Linked DNA regions of Homo sapiens: region 1 is linked to region 2. A link is a loop called in an ENCODE intact Hi-C map of the cell type or tissue named here. Cell type or tissue: Caco-2. All regions are shown on one strand. Each heading gives the region's core, and the rest is flanking DNA. Links, peaks and the distances in the headings are about the cores only.

What was found. A loop is a pair of places that touch in the nucleus more often than their neighbours do. Peaks named below come from ENCODE experiments on the same cell type or tissue, not always from the same donor. Only the 100,000 strongest peaks of a DNase experiment are listed, where the experiment ranks them.
Region 1: it touches region 2 in a loop (8-fold over the local background); 50 of 110 quality-filtered maps call a loop at or near these places.

The regions. Positions count from the first base shown.
Region 1 is chr12:11,063,856-11,074,298 of GRCh38, forward strand. The region is part of intron 1 of PRH1-TAS2R14 (PRH1-TAS2R14 readthrough); the gene reads right to left. All of the region lies in intron 1 of PRH1-PRR4 (PRH1-PRR4 readthrough), which reads right to left. It also overlaps a transcript of PRH1 not described here. Among named protein-coding and RNA genes, the nearest start is that of TAS2R46, 6.8 kb to the left of the region's middle. RefSeq lists a silencer at 3,762-3,962 and an enhancer at 7,396-8,090. In Caco-2, for the core only: no CTCF peak of the experiment used is centred there; no DNase peak of the experiment used is centred there.
Region 2 is chr12:11,010,303-11,021,627 of GRCh38, forward strand. The region is part of intron 3 of PRH1-TAS2R14 (PRH1-TAS2R14 readthrough); the gene reads right to left. All of the region lies in intron 3 of PRH1-PRR4 (PRH1-PRR4 readthrough), which reads right to left. It overlaps TAS2R19 (taste 2 receptor member 19), which reads right to left. Exons shown (of 1, transcript NM_176888.2): 1 at 11,317-11,325. It also overlaps a transcript of PRH1 not described here. Among named protein-coding and RNA genes, the nearest start is that of TAS2R19, 6.7 kb to the right of the region's middle. In Caco-2, for the core only: no CTCF peak of the experiment used is centred there; a DNase peak (open chromatin) is centred at 5,639.

The sequences.
Region 1 (10,443 bases), core at 1,701-9,700, 54 kb after region 2:
AACTCCCTTAGAGTTGTATAACAATGTATACAAATAGTTTATTATTGCCATCAGTATATAATGAGATGAATAATAATAATTTCTATGAGACATATCTCCTAATTAAACATTTTACATTAAAATTATAATGCACACTTAGAAATGAACCAAAACAAAAATGGGAAATACCGCAGTGTATCATAAACATTCAAGTAACCATGATGCAGGCAAGACAAGGAACACCAAACACAACCTAGGTCCACCTCCATGCCACTTTCCAAGTCCCTAAACATTTCTTCATACCTCCTGAGATAAGCAATATCCAAAATTTATGGTGATTATTTCCTTAATTTTCTTTACACTTTACCAACTAGGTATGCAACCCTAAACTCCATCGCTTGGTCTGGCCTGCTTTGCACTGCGTGTAGGTGCAATCCTACATGTTCTTCTTGTTTGTGGCTTCTTGGACTCAACATTGTGTTTCTGAAATTTAGTCACATAGTTGCAAGTACATGTGATTTTTTTTCACTTCTCTATACTGTTCCATTGTGTGGATTTACTGTAATGATTGATCTATCCTTAATATATATTTGGCCAGCTTCTTTTTTGAACAGTTACGAATAATTCTACTAGAGCATTCTTTCATATATCATTTGATGCAATTCCTCTGTATATATACCTTTGAGTAGAATTACAGGGTCATTGTGCAAAATATCCTCATAGACATAGAAAAGTTTAAAAGATAATTTAACTAAATGTACTCCTGTCAGCTTTACCTCCATTCTATTTTTTGCCATTTGCATGTATCTTATCAATTATATAATTACCCCAACAAGACATTATTATTTTATGCAGTAAACATTCATTTAGAATTATGCACATATTTACCACTTCATTAATTTGTATTCCTTTTTGCATATTCAATTTAATAGTTTCAAAAAGTCCTTTTATTGGCAAGGCAGGGTGGCTCACACCCATAATCTCAACATTTTGTAAGGCTGAGTCAGGAACACCCAGGAGTTCAAGACCAGCCTGTGCAACACAGCGAAACTGTGTCTACAATAAATGAAAAAGCCAGGCATAAGGAAGCTACTCACAAGGCTGAGGTGGGAGGATGGTTTGATCCCGGGAGTTCCAGACTGCAGTAAGCCATGATCCTACCACTGAACTCCAGCCTGGACACCAGATTGAGACTCCAACTCCACATAGAATAATACTGATAATAATAATAATTTTTCTATTATCTGAAAAAAATATCATTTTAAGTTTCTGTTTATCAAGGTCTATTCTACTTTTGAAATGCACTGAAGGCATGATTCCATTGAATTCTAGCTTCATTTTTGTCTGTTGAAAATCAGGTTGTCATTTAGACAGTTATTCCCTTTAACATAATCTGTCTTTTCCTTTAGTTACCTTTCAGGTTTTTTATTGGTCTTTGATGTCCTGTCATTTTATATTAATTTGGTTTTAGTTATCTTGTCTGAAGTTTGATGGTTTCTAAAAATATATGAACTGATACACTTTACCACTTTTGGAAAAATCTCCACAATGCTTCTGGCCCATTTTCTCTCTTCTAATCTTCTGGAACTGCAGAAGTATGTTAGTTGTTCTGATTGTAGCTTCAATGTCTCTGACCCTCTAGCCTTATATTTTCTACCTCTTGGTCTCTTTATGCTTCATTCTGGGCAGTTATCTTCCAATTCACTAATTCTTTCTTATGTTTAACTGGTTCTCAACTCTGTCTATTGGATTCTCAATATTCATTACTCTTTTTTATCTTATTGTTTTAGGGGTAGAAATGAACTTTTATTCTCTTGCTATAAATCATTTTTTAATGGAGAAACTAAACAAAGTATTTATAACACCAACTTCTTAAAAAATAGTTTTTGTAAATTTTTAGCACACCTGACATGAAAATTGTAGTGATTTTCTTCTTTTTGTAATACTTAGGTCACAGAAGAGATTAAAATTATGGTCTACGCATTCTCCTGCAACTTGGAAGAAACTGGAAATTGATTTGATGTGAGTAGCTTTTTTTGGATAGTAGCTTGTCTGTTGCTGGGTCATCACCACAAACTCTCCTCACAGGGAAATTCAGTGAGCAGCACTGGATCTCAAAATGTCATTACAATTAATAAAATATAATATCTCAACCACAGCTCCACCTTTCTATTCCATGATTTAAATTTTACTCTGTTTTTATTAGCAGAAATCAAGACTTCTTCATTTATAACAATCTTTAAAAGATCAAAGAGTAAAACAGTACATACAAGTTTATGAAAGATTGAAGAACTTTAAGTCTCATGGAAACAAAACTGAATCTGGTGTTTCTAAAGAATTCCACCATTTAATCCCTATCCGTGAGTATAGTTTTGTTTATAGAACTATAACTTTCGAACTCCACCATCACTCACACAAGTGTGACAGAAGATCTGAGGTCTTAACTCTGTTTGACTATTTGGTCCTAAAATCCTCTCTTAGAAATAAAAGCTAGCTCATAAAATGTATCATTTGCTTTGTCCTTCTTACTGGTTAGTTTTAGTTACACTAAAATCTAAATTGTTTCTATAGTGATCATAATGAAACAAAGATTAGTTTAAGCTCATCTATAAATAATTATTTGCTTAAGCAATATATTGTAAAATAAGCTATACTTAATTTCTAAATCTACATGTATTGAGCATGACTAAGCTTTGCTGTTTACTCCTGTAACTTTCCCACAATGATGGTCTTTTAAAAATTACTTATTTTCCAAATTATGTATTTAAATATTTCAAAAATATATCATTTAATGAGATAGATGTATATATAGATGATGATGATAATAATTATGGCAGGTAAAAGGGAGAATGCTATTTGATAAATGTGATTTCCATCTTGTTTTTTAAGTACTGGAGTTCAGGGTAGTGAGAGAACCCTACTATTCTTCCTCATGGCCTCATGTTTCTTCTATGATTCTCAGCATCAGGCCTAGAGAAGTATCCTCATGTGGTAGTTCATCAAGAATAATGTAAAACCAACATATTTTCAAGAATTTCTTTGCTTCTTTTTCTTTTACTACATTTTAAAAATTCATAGCAAAAGTGACATCCAATAATTAGGATTCTATTTTGGGGCTTTTTGGGCATTTTTCAATATGAATATAGAAAAATACTCTCTGCAATAATACAGTATATCAACTTCATTTCATCTTTTAATAGCATCATTAGCAAGCCAAATTCTTGCAAGCCTTTTTCACATTCTTAGCTATGGTGACTAAATCTGGATCATTTTACTATAGCAGTGAAAGTAGCATTATATATGCACAAACATGCTCAAAGATCATGCTAAATATGTTTTATACCTTAACAAATTTGCCTTTCTATGATTTTTTTCTCCAATGCAGAATCAAAAAATTTATATTAACAAAATATTTTACCCAACACACAGGTGTACACATGATTAGTATTGTGAAATTAGAATGCTAACAATATGAATACAAATATTTCATTTAGAGACACATTTTGGGATAATAGGTCTATATATTTAACCTCCATCATACTATAATTTATTGGAAATTCATGACTTTGTGACACTTTGACATGTGTATTATAAATAATTAAATTGGAAATAAGAAAAAAGGTGTTTAGCTGTCATAAATATTCAAGTTTTGATGTTTCAAATTCATATTAGCATTAAGAAGGTGGATTTACAGTTCTTGCTTATGTCTTCTTTTTAAAAAAATATTAATTTAAGAAAAGTTTCAGGGCAGGTCTAGTGGCTCACATCTGTAATCCCAGCATTTTGGAAGGCTGAGGCAGTTGGATTGCCTGAGCACAGGAGTTCAAGTCCAGCCTGGGAAACATGCCAAAACCCTGTCTCTACCAAAAACAGAAAAAATTAGCAGGGCGTGGTGGTGCACGCCTGTTGTCCTAGCTACTCTGGAAGCTGAGATGGGAGAATTACTTGAGCCTGGATAGCAGAGGTTGCACTGAGCCAAGATTCTGCTTGTGCACTCCAGCCTGGGCAACAGAGAGAGACCCTGTCTCAAAACAATAAGAAAAATTTTAAATTTTAACTTGGATTTCTTAGTACCATAATGCTCTATTCTCCTTTATTCAGCAAATACTCTAATAACAATGGTATCTATAAGAATATGCTGTATCACCCTAATTTTATATGTAGGAATGTATTTTATGTTTCTGCTTTTTTAACTTTTTTTTTTTATTGGGGAGCATAACTTACATATGGAGCATAATAAAACCTAATAAACAGTAAGAGAAAAAATTATAACATTAACATCGATGTTACCACACCTTGGTCAGAAAATAGAATTTGCCAGTAATCCAGACACTCCCAATATATGTCTTCTTGCTGATATTTCCCGTTTATCTCCTCCCTCCTGATTATCCCAATTGTTATGATGATCACTCATATGTTTCACTGTAGAGTTTTATCACCAATGTAACAAATTACAATATATTAAAAATATTTTTCTTGAACTTTATGTAAATGAGATTATACTGAATGTATTTTTCCATCTTGATAATTCCTCTCACATTTGTGAGTATTATTATCTATGTAGCTCAAATTTGTTCATTTTCTTTGTTGTATTATTCTGTTGTAAACATGTCTGTCTAGTTCATTAATTTTGATCACTGTATAGTATTCCATTGTATAAGTATGCCACAATTTGTTTATCCATTTGGAGGTCTGAAAGACATTTGGAGGACATGCATAAAGATAAATTTATATTCTTATTTCATACCATACACAAAAAATAACTCATATTTGATTATAGAGCTATACGTAAAAGGTGAGATTAGTAACTAAGATACTAAAACATACTACCTGTACAACTGCAAGTAATATAAGTGGGTTAATCAACCATAATTCCATCTGTATATTTCTCTACTTAGATCATTATTTCTATAATAATAATAATCCCCTGCATAGTAATCTATCAATATGTATAATGCTATTTTAAATAAAACTAAATTAGATGGTGGGTCACCCTCACTCTGATTTAGTGGAAATTCAAGCAAAAATATTATTAATACTCCATCTTTTCCCTTAGATTTTTGGTATTATTACTTCTATTTTTCATTTTTTGAGACATGGTCTCACTCTGTAGCCCCAACTGGAGTGCAGTGGTTTCGGATTGGCTCACTGCTCTCCACTGCTCTCTACAGCTCCCAGCCTCAAGCTATCCTCCCACCTTAGCCTCCCAGGTAGCTAGGACTGCAGGTGGACACCACCTCACCTAGCTAATTGTCATATTTTTGCTAGAGACTGGGTTTCACCATGTTTCCTAGGTTGGTCTCCAATAATTGTGCTCAAGAAATCTGTCTACCTAAACCTCCCAAGGTGCTCAATTACAGGCTTGAGCCACAGCATCCAACCTGGTACTGTTACTTCTAAATGTAAATTTGACATTTGAAGGAAAAATATTTACATAATGTGCTATATGCCAAGATGTGTGAATAAATAATTAATATAAATGGATAATCACCCTTACGCTTGTCTGTTAACTGATTTGGCTACATTGTCAGTAAGGAGAATACATGAGATCACCAACACAACAGGCATCATTGCAGAGATTGTAGAATTGAGATCTTGGGCAATCTCATGTTTTCAGTTTAGAGACAAAAGACAACTAGCAAAGGAGAATGAGAAGTGGAGTGGTGCCCAGTGAACAAAGATAAAATCAGGAAAGGGCATCATCCTGAAATGCAAATAAACTACGTTCAATGTGGCTAATAGAGCATGCAACATGAAGACTAACCTTGGCAACATAGACTCTGGTGATCTTGGAAACGTCAGAATCAATGAAACGATGACAGCAGTAGCTTCATTGGAATGAGTTCATAAGCCAATAGTTGAAGAGGCTTCACACTTTGATAAATACTTATAAACCAAGAGCAAAATGGAGCTGAAAAGCTCATTCCTGAGGTCGGCCTTTGAAGTGGAAAATCAAGAAACCTCAACCAGTTGTCAGGACTGAGCCAATTCCAAGAACAAGAATTCAATAATTGAAGGGAAGCTTAAGTCCCCTTGATAACAGATGCTGAAAATTCACCACAGAATATTCAGAATGTATTTATATGATGCTTTCTCAAAGACCTGCAGCCATTTCCTAGATAAACAGTACCCAGAGGAAAGGACACACATCCATACCATCTGAGACTTTTAGGTATAGGGCTTTTACAGTACGTAGTTAGTCAGGCATGAGTGGGGCAGAAGAGGGCTCCCACCACCCACAAGGAATGTCAGGTGGCCATCAGCTGATGCCCTGGCAGTTGACACCCTGCCTCTCTAAAAATAATAATTGGTCACAGGCGCCAGGGAGAGGCAATTTCACAATAAATAAAAACGCTTAAAATTGGTAGTCAGCAGCTCAGGAATAGGGTGAGTAGGCTAAGGCATGCGTGTTAAGAGAGAAAATGGTGGAATATGACCTTCTGTGGGCATTCCACCAAAAAAGGGAAGAATGCCTCAGGCAAGCATGTGTACAACTCCAGTAAACACACTGCGCATGCTCACCTCCAAAGTGTTAGCAGGCTACCACACATGTGAGCAGCCCACCCTAAGGGGCTGAATCATGGGAAAAGGAACACAAGACCCCAGAAGTATACCAACATATAAAACCACAAGTCAAAGATCTAACACTGCACTTGATCTCCAAAGTGCCCGCTGTGGTCTCTTCCAAGTGTCTTCCAAGAGACTTCCAATAAAGTCTCTTCCTTTCTTTCCTGCTCTCTTTTTAATAAACTTCCATTCCTGCTCAGAAACTTCCTTCAGTCTCTTCTTACTTATGCCCCTCAGTTGAATTCCTTCCTCTGGGGAGGCAAGACTTGACGTTGCTGCAGACTCGTATGAAATTGCCACCAGTAAACCAGATATTGGCCACCCCAGCAGAGCCTGAACTAACACTAATTATCTAGGTACCCAAAAGACACTGTGGTCCATGAGATGGAGTAGGAGATTTTCTTTTTAATTTTCTTTTGTTTTCTGTGTTATTTGCGTTGGCTTTTTCAGAGAGACAGTCTCAATCTGTCACCCAGGCTGTATCTAGTACAGTGGCATGATCATTACTCACTACAGCCTTGAATTCCAGGGTTTGTAACAGATTGCCCCATTTTTTTCTAAGAAAAAGAGAATGAATTATGATTTTTATTATTATTTTCTCTTCTCTCCCCTTTCCCTTTGTTCCCTGTATCCTGCTTAGCCATTCATAAATGCAAATAGAACCTTTCACCCCCACTCACTAGACATTCCCTGCAGGGCACATTTTTCTAACTATGTGCTCCGAGACCAATCTCTCCTGAGAACTGACAGTCAATTTGCAGACCAAACACACCCACCACAGAATTTTTACCTCCAGGAAGTGGACCAGGAAATTCCAGGCTCTGCTCCACTCTAGGAATTACCTAAGGACTTTCATCCAACAGGAGGGCATATGGAAAGCATACCTACTTGGCCACTTTTATAATGTATTTCTGCAAAGGCAGGTGCCAATTCAACTATCTGGTAGTGCAGGGGTTCAGTCAGAATGGTAGGGAAAATTATAAAATAAAAAAAAGACCTTCTTGGAAGACCAAAAGTTTTTGCATAACTTCAGATAGTTTGGCTGAAGGCAGCCAGTCTCTTTGCCAGAGCCAGAGCACTTTGGGCACAGACACAAAGGAATGTAGAGTAGTTTATCTAAAGAGCTTGTTTACTCAGGTAGTCCTAAAGCTAACCTTTCATCACTCACAGGCAGGATTGCTCTCCTGGGGGAAGGTGACAGAGTTGATTACCCTCTAATGGTGTTGACTCAAAGTTTTTGTCATTTAATGTGTTCTAAATAAATGCCAAGAAGGCCAGCAAGTTGGGGCGGCAGCTGACAGCACTCTTCCTTAGAGTCTGTTAAGTGGCCCGGATGCTCGGCTGGACTGACAAGCAAAACATACATGTCGGTGTATGTTATTCCTCTGTCATTGAGTCAGGGTCTGCTGGACAGACCCCTGCATGGTAGAAAAGGCACCAAGCTTGCAGGAGGACCCTCTACCCTTGCTCAATAACCCCCCTTACCTTATAAAAGTGTCTGCTTTCTGCTCCAAAGGTGAAGTGGTACACTTAAAGGCAGGACTCTTTGTGCCCCTTCCCCAAGCTAGGTTTGAAATAAATTCATTACTTTTGAACCAGGCCTCACTCTTTTTAACTGGATTCTGGATGCCACCAGCAACTGACTCGCATATTGTTTTCAGGTTCAAGGGAGTATCCTGCCTCATCCTTCTGTGTAACTGGGACTACAGGTGAGCACCACCATGCCAAACTAATTTTTGTTGTTGTTTTTTCTTTTTTTAGTTTTTGTAGAGACAAGCTCTCACCATGTAGCCCAGGGTGGTCTGGAACTCCTGGCCTCAATAGATATTCCCAACTGTGCCTACCAAAGTTCCGGGATTGCAAGCAAGAGCCATCATACCAAGCCTGCACTGGGAGTTTTTGAAGGTCAGATGCTACCTAGATTTTTGACTCATGTACATCCCAAGGTGGATCTAATCAGTTTGCTGTTATTACCTCTTCCTGAACATGTAATTGAAATGGACAAACATGGCAGCTGGCAGGACTCTCACCTTCTTCCTGACCTGCAGAGTAAGGGACACTATTAGAGCAGGACCAAGGCGAAGCCTGCGAAATTCTCCTCCACTGGCAACAAGGATTGAAAAATAATAATCACATTCTCCAAGGAATGGAATTGATCACTACCATGACAAAACACTTGAAAGTTACAGGGGATGGTAGTCTTTTTACATCCCTCTCCACTTAACCTAAATGGCCTCTACCAAAATCAGATACATTATAAAATGAGGGCAGAGTTCCATAAATTTAAATCACTACTTACAAATGCTCTCTAGGATGTGGTATCTTCCCTGAGCAGAGCAGAGCTTCTGGCACTTTGCATGTGGCTCTCGATTAAGTGAATATTTCTTGTTTTTCACCCACGGGTGGGTCGGGAGATTAAAACAGTTGGCCTTTGTTTGGTAAGAACGAAAGTGCTGCTTCACTGTTTTATGTCAGGGCGATGTCACTTCTGCTCTCAGTTTAATTTACATTTTGCAAAACATCATGTTAATTTATTAATAATGTTACAGTAATTGGTGCAATAACCAGGAAATGGAAAGGTCCCTAAATATAGTAAAATACTTGAACGTTAAATAGAAATAAAATACTAGCAGAAAGAGATACACCTGATAATATTTGGAAACCTGCAACATAGATATTGTTTTTAAGGTCTCATATTCCTGGTCTACATGTCGAAAAATCCATTTATTTATTTATATATTTATTTTTGAGACAGAGTCTTGCTCTGTTGCCCAGGCTAGAGTGCACTGGTGCCATCTCGGCTCACTGCAAACTTCGCCTCCTGGGTTCAATCAGTTCAAATCCTTCAGCCTCCTTACTAGCTGTATTTACAGCCATGTGCTACCATGCCTGGCAATTTTTTTTTTTTTTAAAGTAGAGACCTGGTTTCACCATGTTAGCCAGGCTGGTCTCAAACTCATGGCCTCAAGTGATCTGCCCACCTTGGCCTCCCAAAGTGCTGGGATTACAGGGGTGAGCCACCATGCCCAGCAGAAACATCCTTTTTAAAGTAAGTGGCCTGTTGCCCTATAAATACTTCTTATCACTAAAAGAGAAGCACAGTGTTTATTGACTCTCTTGGGGTTTTGGAGTCCACAAATACCACAATAGAGGATATTGCTCTGACTTGTTAATAAAGTCCTTTTTAAATCCCTGTTCAGTTAACCTACCTAGCCTCTGCCAAAACCAGATGGGTTACAGAATGAATGCAAAGACTAGTGGTTTCAAGTGGAATCCAGAACATAAGATATCTCTACAGCAGGTATAGGCTGTGGCCCAACCTGCTCTGCCCATTGAGTCAGATGATCCAGCAGAATTCAAAGCTGCTAGAGGCATGCATCGTGGGCATTATAGGACTCTGTGCCTGTCTCCATCAAGCCCGTAGGAGAGGAGAAAGCAAACCCCTAGGGAATTACTGCAGAACTATTCCCTCTTCAGCGGAGGAGTATCTGCTGTCTGAAAAATAAAAATGCAAGTGCAGAACATTAATCCAAGCAAAAAGCCCCTCAAGCACAAGACTGCGTGCAACTACACAAGGCATCTGCTTATAAAACCAGCCACAGTTGGAGGGCATGAGCACATCTGAGTGGCACAAGGAGGGGACTATATTGGACACAAACATGTGCTTCCTCAGATTCCCTTGACTCTCTCCTGTTCCCATGGTCAGCACCTTGCCTGATCCAGATCACCTTTCCATCTGGGACTTGAATGTATCTGTGGGCATGAAGTCTTGTAACAGAAAAGCTTAGTTGCTCACTTCATGTAAAGTCTAATTAAAAAGAGCACAGTCTGATACAAAAATAGAGAACTTATTTGGAGATTAGTTTTGGGGAAGGAGCATAAAGCATCCTGCCTTCT
Region 2 (11,325 bases), core at 1,700-9,699:
TGATGATGATGTTGATGTCAGCTAAAAGGGACTATTTTATTCTGTAAATGTGACTTCAATCATGTTTCCTAAGTGCTGGAATTCAGGGCAATGGGAGAACACTATTTTAATTTTTCTTCATGGCCTTATAATTCTTATATTATTCTCAGTATCAGGTCTAGACAAACACCCTCAGGTAATATTTCATCAAGAATAACTTAAAACCAACATATTCCCAATGATTTACTTGATATTGTTTCATTTTACCACATTCTAAAGTGTGGTACAATAAAAAATACTTCGCCTTAATCAGGTAATGCCATATTCAGCCAAAGTAATTGTACTTTATAATCCTAAGAGTAGTGTATGAAAATTTCTATTGTGTCATATCCTTTCCAAAATTAGTAACATCAGATTAAATTTTACACTGATATTTACATACACTATTATTAAAGTTAACATTTTAGAAACATTTTTCTATTATAATTCAGAATGTATTTTTAGTTCAAAAAATTATGTTGCTTTTTAATTACATGACTGATTTCATGCACATTTATTAAGAATGAATTATATATTCCATATATTTATTCATATTTCTTTATTAATTTCTCTATTTTTTCTTGAAGTTTCAAATACTCTTGTTATGAGCAGGTGTAATTATACTACACATATTTCTTTAATCAATCATTATGTCAAATGAATTTGAGAAATTATGATTAGTTTGTAGCATATTGTAAGGGAAATTTCAGGATTGTTTAACAACTCCTAAAAGAACTCAAAGGAAAAAAATGTTAAAATGTAAAAGTAGTCTATAAGTTTAACGTAGGTGTCCACAGGAAAAAATAAATTCTACCATTACTAGCACAAAAAAAGATTGGTAATAAACCTACCATGTCTGAATTTTTTTAAGGCAGGCGTATTATCACTGGACAAGATTCTCTGTAAGGTCCTGACCTTAAATTCTATGTGCACCTGATTTCTGAATGTGCAGTAATGTTCTTTTTCCTTTTACATTCTCTGACCAGTGTCAAACAGGAAAGCACCAGGGTGTGCTAATGGATGAGTTTGAGGCTGTCTTTATGGAGAACACAATAATTCCCAAAACAGCTCAATTAAATTTCTATTCAAACACTATGTCCTGGCTATAAGATGAAATTTTTCATGCTGTTGTTGAAGTGAAAGGTGAATTCTCATTTGCTAGCATGCAAATACAGACATATTTTCCTTCATTGTTTTGCAATATTTTTCCTTGTTTAACCTCTCCATAATTTGTGTTCAGCAATGTCAGTTGTTATGGAAATTTTAAAACCCAACTCATAATTCCTACATTGGATGTCTAAACTGTCATATGGAACTTGGTCATAACCAGAATCATGACCACTGTGAATTTATTTTTTCAATGTCAGATTTATGTAGACAGAATCCAAAGTTTTCTTATTAAAAGACTCCAAGGTTTTCTTGGGAAGCCCAGGAAGGCCAACATTCCTTAAAATCTGGTTGCTGCTAACTAATACTTTTGTATAACTTTATTCTTAACAAGCTCATTAACACAAACTTATGTGCCCACACACATACATGCTCCTCATGGATGGGAGGAATTATTGTCCTGTAATTTCCAAAATGGAAAATGAATTTCAGGCAGGTCATCCAAGTTGAAATAGCCCTAATTTCCCAATCATGTTTTCAGCCCATTTTCAATATTTATAAACTTGTGTCTCATGCTTAGGCTTTTGAGTAAGTCATTTTCTTGAGTCTAGTTAATATTTAAATATGAATTGTTTAATTAAAATATTTAGCAATTTTGTAAATATTCCTTGGGCACTTAAAAAACATGTGTATTCCATTGAAGAGCCTACACTTCTCTGTATGTGAATTTTCACTTTTATTTTTCTCTAATGTATTTTTTATTATTTAATGGTTTAAGATGAATAGATGTTAAAAATCGGTCTTCAATATTGGATATTATTTCTTTCCAGTTGTTATAGTATAATTGTTTCTAGGAGAAGATCTTGGAGTCAGTCTGCCAGGACAGGAAGCCAGATTTTCTGCTTTATATAGCTATGATCTGAGACTCCATTTTACGAATTCTCTCTACCTCAGTATAATTATGTATAAAACGCAGATGATAATAATACTCTGGGTAGTCCTTATGAGGTGCTAGTATAGTATATGTATAACTGCTTTCAATTTTACATGTTCAGTGCAGGCAGGAACCGAGGATTATTAGTTATTCTTTCGATTCTGTGTTACTTGATACTTAAAAGATACCAGTGAAAACTTCCACTTTTCCTTTTTTGTTTTGAGAAAGGATGTTGCTCTGTCGCCTAGGCTGGAGTGCAGTGGTAGTTCACTACAGCTTTGTACTCCTGGGCTCAAGAGATCCTCCCACCTCAGCTTCTGGAGTAGCTGTGACTATGGGCGTGCACCAACACAGCCAGCTAATTTTTCAGTTTTTTTGTAGAAATGGGGTCTCCCTATGTTGCCCAGTATGGTCTTGAAAACATGGGCTCATACGATCTTCCCACCTTGGTCTCCCAAAATGCTTGGATACAGGCGTGAACTGCACCTAGCTGAGAACTTCCATTTTTGAGCAGAATACAGAAGGTTCAGAAAGGCAAGATATCCTTCTGCAACAACTAGGATAAGAGTAATAAAAGGCAAAAATTATATATTCAATTCATCACAGAGTTGTACAAGCAAGGAGGGCCAGCTGAACTGAAATCCAGCACAAGGAGAGTCTTTGCAGGTGAAGGGTCAACTTATATACTCAGTGCAATCCCTATCAAATCCCAACAAGCCTGTTTTGCAAAAAGTGAAAAACCAGTCCTAAAATATATCTGAAAATACCCAGTGACCAGATCACCAAAATAAATCTTGATAAAATAACACATTTGGAGGATTACACTTTCTGGTTTCAAAGCTAACTACAAAGCTGCACTAATCAGAATTCTGTGGTACTGGCATTACAGTAGACAAAAGAACAATGAAACACAACTGAGAGTCCAGAAATTAACACTGACATTGATGGTAATTGATTTCAAAAATGGTACCACTGCAGTTCAATAGGAATTAATCATTTTTTCAACAAATGATACTGAGAACATTGAATATCCACATGCATAAAGATAAATTTCTATTCTTATTTCACACCATACACAAAAAATAACTCATATTTAATTGATTATAGAGCTAAATGTAAAAAGTGAGATTAGTAACTAAGATACTAAAACATACTAACTGTACAATTGCAAGTAATACAAGTGGGTTAATCAACCATAATTCTATCTGTGTATTTCTCTACTTAGATCATTATGTCTATAATAATAATAATCCCCTGCCTATCAATCTATTGATATTAAAATTACTATTTTAAATAAAACTAAATTAGATGCTGGGCTACCCTCAATCTCATTTAGTGGAAATTCAAGCAAAAATATTATTGATTCTCCCTAGATTTTTATTTTTTGAGACATGGTCTCACTCTGGAGCCTAAACTGGAGTGCAGTGGTTTGAGATTGGCTAACTGCAATCTATAGCTCCCAGCCTCAATCTGTTTCCCACCTTGGCCTCCCAAGTAGCTAGGACTACAGGTGGACACCACTATACCTGGCTAATTGTTGTATTTTTACTAGAGACTGGGTTTCACCATGTTTCCCAGGTTGGTCTCCAATAATTGGGCTCAAGAAATCTGCCTGCCTAAGCCTCCCAAGGTGCTCAATTACAGGCTTAAGCCACAGCATCCACCCTGGTACTGTTACTTCAAAATGTACATTTGACATTTGAAGGAAAAATATTTACATAATGTGCTATATGCCAACATGCGTGAATAAATAAATAATATAAATGGATAATCAGCCTTATTCCTGTCTGTTGAATCACTTGGCTACATTGTCAGTAAAGAGATTACATGAGATCACCAACACAACAGGCATCATTGTAGAGATTGAAGAATTGAGACCTTGGGCAGTCTGATATTTTCAGTTTAGAGACAAAAGAGAACTAGCAAAGGAGATTGAGAAGTAGTGCCCAGTGGATAAGGATAAAATCAGGAGAGGGCAGCATCCTGAAATCTAAATAAACTAAGTTCAATGCAGCTAATAGAGCATGCAACATGATGACTAACCTTGGGAACATAGACTCTCTGGTGATCTTGCAAATGTCAGAATCAATGAACTGATGACAGCATCAGCTTCTTGGAATGAGTTCATAAGCCAATAGTTAAAGAGGCTTCATACTTTGAAAAATACTTATAAACCAAGAGCAAGCCTTTTCACTTCAAAGGCTGAAAAACTGATTCCTGAGGTCAGCCTTTGAAGTGGAAAATCAAAGAACCTCAACCTGTTGTCAGGACTGAGCCAATTCCGAGAACAAGAATTCAATAATTGAAGGAAAGTGTAAGTCCCCTTGAAAAGGATGCTGAAAATTCACCACAAGAATATTCAGGACGTATTCATACGGTGCTTTCTCAAAGACCTGTAGCCATTTCCCAGATAACAGTACCCAGAGGAAAGGACACACATCCACACCATCTGAGACTTTTAGGTATAGGGCTCTTACAGTAGATAGTTAGTCAGGCATGAGCGGGGCAGAAGAAGGCTCTCACCACCCACCAGGAATGTCAGGTGGCCATCAGGTGATGGCCTGGCAGTTGTCACACTGCCTCTCTAAAAATGATAATTGCTCACAGGCACCAGGGAGAGGCAATTTCACAATAAGTAAAGATGCTTAAAATTGCTAGTCAGCAGCTCAGGAATAGGGCGAGTAGGCTGAGGCATACGTGTTAAGAGAGAAAAGGGTAGAAAACAACCTTCTGGGGGCATTCCACCAAAAAAGGGAAGAATGCCTCATGCAAGCATGTGTACAACTCCAGTAAACACACTGCGCATGCTCACCTCCAAAGTGTTAGCAGGCCACCACACATGTGAGCAGCCCACCCTAAGGGGCTGAATCATGGGAAAAGGAACACAAGACCCTAAGGGAAGAATCGTGGGAAAAGGAACACAAGACCCCAGAAGTATACCAACATATAAAACCACAAGTCAAAGGTCTAACACTGCACTTGACCTCCAAAATGCCCACTGTGGTCTCTTCCAAGTGTACTTTCCTTTCTTTCCTGCTCTAAATCTTTTTAATAAACTTCCATTGCTGCTCAGAAACTTCCCTCAGTCTCTTTTTCCGCCTTATGCCCCTCAGTTGAATTCTTTCTTCTGAGGAGGTTAGACTTGAAGTTGCTGCAGACTCGTACCAAATTGCCTCCAGTAAACCAGATATTGGCCACTCCAACAGAGCCTGAACTAACAGTAATATCTGGGTACTCAAAAGACACTGCAGTCCATGAGATGAAGTGGGAGATTTTTTAAAATTTTCTTTTTGTGTGTGTGTTATTTGCATTTGGGTTTTTTAGATACACAGTCTCAATCCTTCACTTAGGAGGTATGTAGTACAGTGGCAAATCATAACTCACTACAGCCTTGAATTCCTGGGTTTGTAACAGAGTGCCCCATTTTTTCTAAGAAACAGGGAATGAGTTACTATTTTTTTATTATTATTTTCTCTTATCTCCCCTTTCCTTTTGTTCCCTGTTTCCTGCTTAGCCCTTCATAAATGCAAATATAACCTTTCACCCCCACTCACTAGACATTCCCTGCAGGGCACGTTCTTCTAACTATGTGCAGCAAGACAGATCTCTTCTGAGAATTGACAGTCAATTTGCAGACCAAAGCACACCCACCAAGGAATGTTTACCTCCAGGAAATGGACTTGGAACTTCCAGACTGTGCTCCACTCTGGGAGTTGCCTGAGGACTTTCACCCAACAGAAGGGCATATTGAAAGCATACCCACTTGGCCACTTTTACAAGTTACTTCTGCACAGGAAGGCACCAATTCAACTGTCTGATAGATAAGGCACCAAGCCTGCATGAGGACCCTCTACCCTTGCTCAGTATCCCTCCTTACCTTATAAAAGTGTCTGCTTTCTGCTCCAAAGGTGAAGTGGTACACTTAAAGGCAAGACACTTTGTGCTCCTTCCCCAAGCTAGGTTTGGAATAAATTCATTACTTTTGTACCAGACCTCACTTTTGTTAACTGGACACTGCATGCGGCCAGCAACGGACTCGCATATTGGTTATAGGTCCAAAGGAGTCTCCTGTCTCATCTTTCTGGGTAACTGGGACTACAGGTGAGTACCACCATGCCAAACTAATTTTTTGTTGTTGTTTTTTCTGTTTTTTAGTTTTTGTACAGACAGGCTGTCACTGTGTAGCCCAAGGTGGTCTGCAACTCTGGGCCTCAAGAGATATTCCCACCTCCGCCTCCAAAAGTGCGGGGACTGCGGGCATGAGCCATCATACCCAGCCTGCAGAGGGAGTTTTGAAGGTCAGATGCTACCTAGAGTTTTGACTCATGTCCATCCCAAGGTGGATCTAATCAGTTTGCCGTTATTGCCTCTTCTTGAATGTGTAATGGACACACATGGCAGCTGGCAGGACTCTCACTTTCTTCCTGACCTGTAGAGTCAGGGACATTATTAGAGCAGAACCAAGGGGAAGCCTGTGAAATTCTCCTCCACTGGCAACAATGATTGAAAAATAATAATCACATTCTCCAAGGAATGGAATTGATCACTACCATGACAAAACACTTGAAAGTTGCAGGGGATGGTAGTCTTTTTATATGCCTATCCACTTAACCTATCTGGCCTCTACCAAAACCAGATACACTATAAAATGAATGCAGATTTCCATAAATTTAAATCACTACTTACAAATGCTCTCTAGGATGTGGTATCTTCCCTGAGCAGAGCAGAGCTCCTGGCAGTTTGCATGTGGCTCTTGATTTAGTGAATGTTTCTTATTTTACACCCATGGGTGGGTCAGCAGATTAAAACAATTGGCCTTTGTGTGGTAAAAACAAGAGCACTGCTTCACTGTTTTATGTCAGGGCTTTGTCACTTCTGCTCTCAGTTTAATTTACATTTTGGAAAACATCATGTTAATTTAATATATTAATAATGTTACGGTAATTGGTACAATAACCAGGAAATGGAAAGTTACCTAATTATAGTAAAATACTTAAACATTAAATAGAAATAAAATATCAGAAGAAAGAGACATGCCTGAAAATATTTAGAGAACACCAACGCAGATATTGTTTTCAGGGGTCCCATATTCCTGGTCCACATGTTGAAAAATCAATTAATTAATTTATTTATTTATATTTGAGATAGAGTCTCGCTCTGTTGCCCAGGCCGGAATGCAGTGTTGCAATCCCGGCTCACTGCAAACTTCGCCTCCTGGGTTCAATCAATTCAAATCCTTCAGCCTCCTGAGTAGCTGGGTTTACGGGCATTGGCCACCATGCCTGGCTAAATTTTTTTGTATTTTTTTTTAAGTAGAGATGGGGTTTCACCATGTTGCTCAGGCTAGTCTCAAACTCCTGGCCTCCAGTGATCTGCCTGCGTTGGTCTCCCAAAGTGCTGGTATTACAGGCGTGAACCACCATGCCGAGCAGAAACATCCTGTTTAAGGTAAATGGCTTCCTATATACTTCCTATCACTAAAAGAGAAGCACGGCGTTTATTGAGCCTCTAGGGATTTTGGAGTCCAAAAATACCACAGTAGAGGATATTGCTCTGATGTGTTAATAAAGTCCTTTTTAAATCCCTGTTCAGTTAACCTACCTAGCCTCTGCCAAAACCAGATGGGTTACAGAATGAATGCAAAGACTCCTGGTTTCAAGTGGAATCCAGAACATATAATATCTCTACAGCAGATACAGGGTCTGGCCCAACCTGCTCGGCCCATTGTGCCAGATGATCCAGCAGAATTCAAAGCTGCTAGAGGCATGCAACGTGGGCATCATAGGACTCTGTGCCTGTCTCCATCAAGCCCGTAGGAGAGGAGAAAGCAAACCCCTAGGGAATTACTGCAGAACTATTCCCTCTTCAGTGGAGGATTATCCGCTGTCTGAAAAATAAAAATGCAAGTGCAGAACATTAATCCAAGCAAAAAGCCCCTCAAGCACAAGACCCCGTGCAACTACACAAGGCATCTGCTTATAAAACCAGCCACAGTTGGAGGGCATGAGCACATCTGAGTGGCACAAGGAGGGGACTATATTGGACACAAACATGTGCTTCCTCAGATTCCCTTGACTGTCTCCTGTTCCCATGGTCAGCACCTTGCCTGATCTAGATCATCCTTCCACCTGGGACTTGAATGTATCTGTGGGCATGAAGTCTTGTAACAGAAAAGCTTAGTTGCTCACTTCATGTAAAGTCTAATTAACAAGAACAAGGTCTGATATAAAAATAGAGAATTTATTTGGAAGTTAGCTTGCTGGAAGGGGCACAAAGCATCCTGCCTTCCAACGTGACACTTCATCTTTGGAGCAGAAAGTGAACGTTTTATAAAGTAGGGAAGGAAATGAGCAGGACAGCAGTTGTAAAAGTGGCCACGTGGGCATCCTTTCCACATCCCCTCCTAATGGATGTGAGGTCTAAGGGGAACCCCTGGAGGTGAGAGTTCCATGAGGGCATACTTTTGTCTGCAAATCAACTGTCAAGTCTCAAGGAGAGATCCCTCGTGGAGCACATAGTTAGATGAACTCGCCCGAAGGGACTGTCTGGTGGGGGGAAAGTAAACAGTTCTATGTGCATGTCTAAAAAGTTAAGTAGAAAGCGGGGAAACATAGGGAAAGGGGAGAGGAAAAGAGAAAAAATAAATTAAAAAAAAACTATCTCTTAGAAAAATGGGGGTATTGGTTAGTGTGACTTTCCCAAACAGCCACCAAGGGGTTGGATAATGTAAGGAAGAAAAGCAAAGATGGTAGTTCTGCCTCAAACAAACTTTGGCCAAAGGGAAATAGAAGACAGAAGACAGCTAGGATACATTCTCCCTTTTCTCTCTTCCACGGACTAATATTTGTTGTGGCTTCCCCTTGTAACCCTTCTGGAAAAGTATGGAGAGCCAAGTGCATGCATCTGATGACCACCATGCTGTCTGTCTCACTAATTGTGAAGTGGCCACCAGCAAAATCATATCAACATCACGACACATGGTTTTACATCTTCTTTTGCCTCAGTTTCCACATTTACCCCTCATTGCTGCCCTGGACTTGCCTTCCCAAATAAATGTCATCACTGTAAACTCAGACATTGGCTCTAGTTTTAGACACCAAAAGCTAAGATATACATTCAGTTGCATCACTTTTCCATGCGTTTATAACATGGCAATTAAAACATTCATTTAGAAAGGATACTAAAAAAATATACAAATAATGTGTAAGAAAGGTGACTGGTTACAAACTCAATTTTTAAAAATGAAATGCCTTTTTGTGTATATGATAACCAGCTAGAAAATATCATAATACAAATATATCATTCATAGTAGAAAGTGATTAGGTACATTTCCAACCAACTTAATCAGTTGCAAAGTTTGCTAGCTTTTATTTTTACTTCTTTTGAGTTTACTTCTTTTGTATCAGCAAAGCATTGAAGGCAGCATAAGTCATACTGAAGGAGAAAGAGACGTTCCCTAAAAACAAAAGTGTGTTTGGCAGCTGCTGGGAAGTTCCCTAACATTCTTGTCATGGGGTCTGCTAGCCCCGAGCAGCTGGCACTCACAGGTGACCCTGACCCTGTGCAAATATACCAAAATCTTTAATATGCTTTTCAAAAAGCATTAGAATAAGTGCCATCTAATTTTGACGTTCCACCTTGTCTCTACTTCACACACCTGATATAGCTGCATCAAAGCTATATTACAGTGATATTTCCCCTAGAATTGTGGACTAGCCAAACTTTTGCTCTGAGAAATGCTTCTTCTTCAAAAAGCCTATAACCTCAACCTGAAAATAGAAAATTCAAGCAACTGCAGATTTTATGATGAGCTTCATTTTCACTGATTTACCACATCAAATTATCCATTTATCCAATCACTTATGTGTTCATTAACATATCATTTTTGACCAACTATTCTTTGTGCTGGCTTTTAGGTCCTGTGAGTCAAGAGAAAGCGAGACAGATATGACCTCTCTTTTTATGGTGATTACATTGTACTAGGGAGGACGTATGATAAGCGATATATATATATATATATATATATATATGTCTATAGATATAGATATAGATACATAGATATATATATGATGTGGAGTTAACTTATTTTAAGTTCTACATAATAATGTTAAAATTTCATAACACCAAGAATTAACACAGTCACACAGAATTTAGCTCTTCAACAAGGCTGTACATTTCCTTCTTATAATAGAACTTGGTATCAATGGATACATCAACACACTGTGTAATTTCACCATTTACACCATTATAATAATACATATCATTAATACATTTCCTATCAATTATATAGATTTCACAGATTTTTATGTAATTTTTACATAATTTTTAACATTTGAGGAAAGTTTCATTTGATTATCTTCTATAGTTTCTATACCCTCCTTTGATTGGCCTGTTTTTTTAAGATAGAGAATATTTGAGTTTTTTTGAGGAATATTAGGAATGGGAGACAAAGGAGAAAATTGGAAATTCAGGGGCTCAAGGTGGCTAAGAAAAACAAATGGAAATACTTGACATCAGATGTCAACTTCACAAAAGGTTTCCTTTAATTCAAAAAGTGGAAGCAATGACTTTTCTAACTACAGATAAAAAAATTATAACAGCACTGAAATGATCATCAGCATGTTTCTTCATTCCTATTATAGAAATGATTTTTATTCTAGGCTATTCACATACTGGTATTAAATCTAGTATTCTTTAGTACTGTTTTGGTATACATATACAAAATTTACTCTACATATGTTTTTCACTCCAATTTTATTGTGTGCATCATTAACTAACAACAATTCTATTTGCTTTCTACTAAGCATAAAATAAGAATTCATAATGAAATAAAACCTACCCCAAAGATCCATTCTTATCATTGATTTAAAATTGAATGTCTTTACCATCCAAAAAATTAGAGGTTCACCAATGATAGTTAAGCACATATATGTGGTACAAATTACAATGGAAAAGAGAAATGATTTCTTCATAAAAGCTGTACGTTCTTAATTATAAAGAGAGATAATAAATTCTTCAAATGAAATACTATACAATGAACTATAATAAAATATAAATACTATATATGTGAAATATACTCAGCTTCATAATTTATGGTCAACGTTGTTATTCACACACATGCACACATATACACCCATAAATATATATATGACTTTTCTAGGTATCTGTTTTGAAATTACTCACATACAAACACTATGGAAAAACTGATAGAAATATAAAATGTTCCAGACACCATCAGTTTGTTTTCTGCTAGAAGACCCACGATG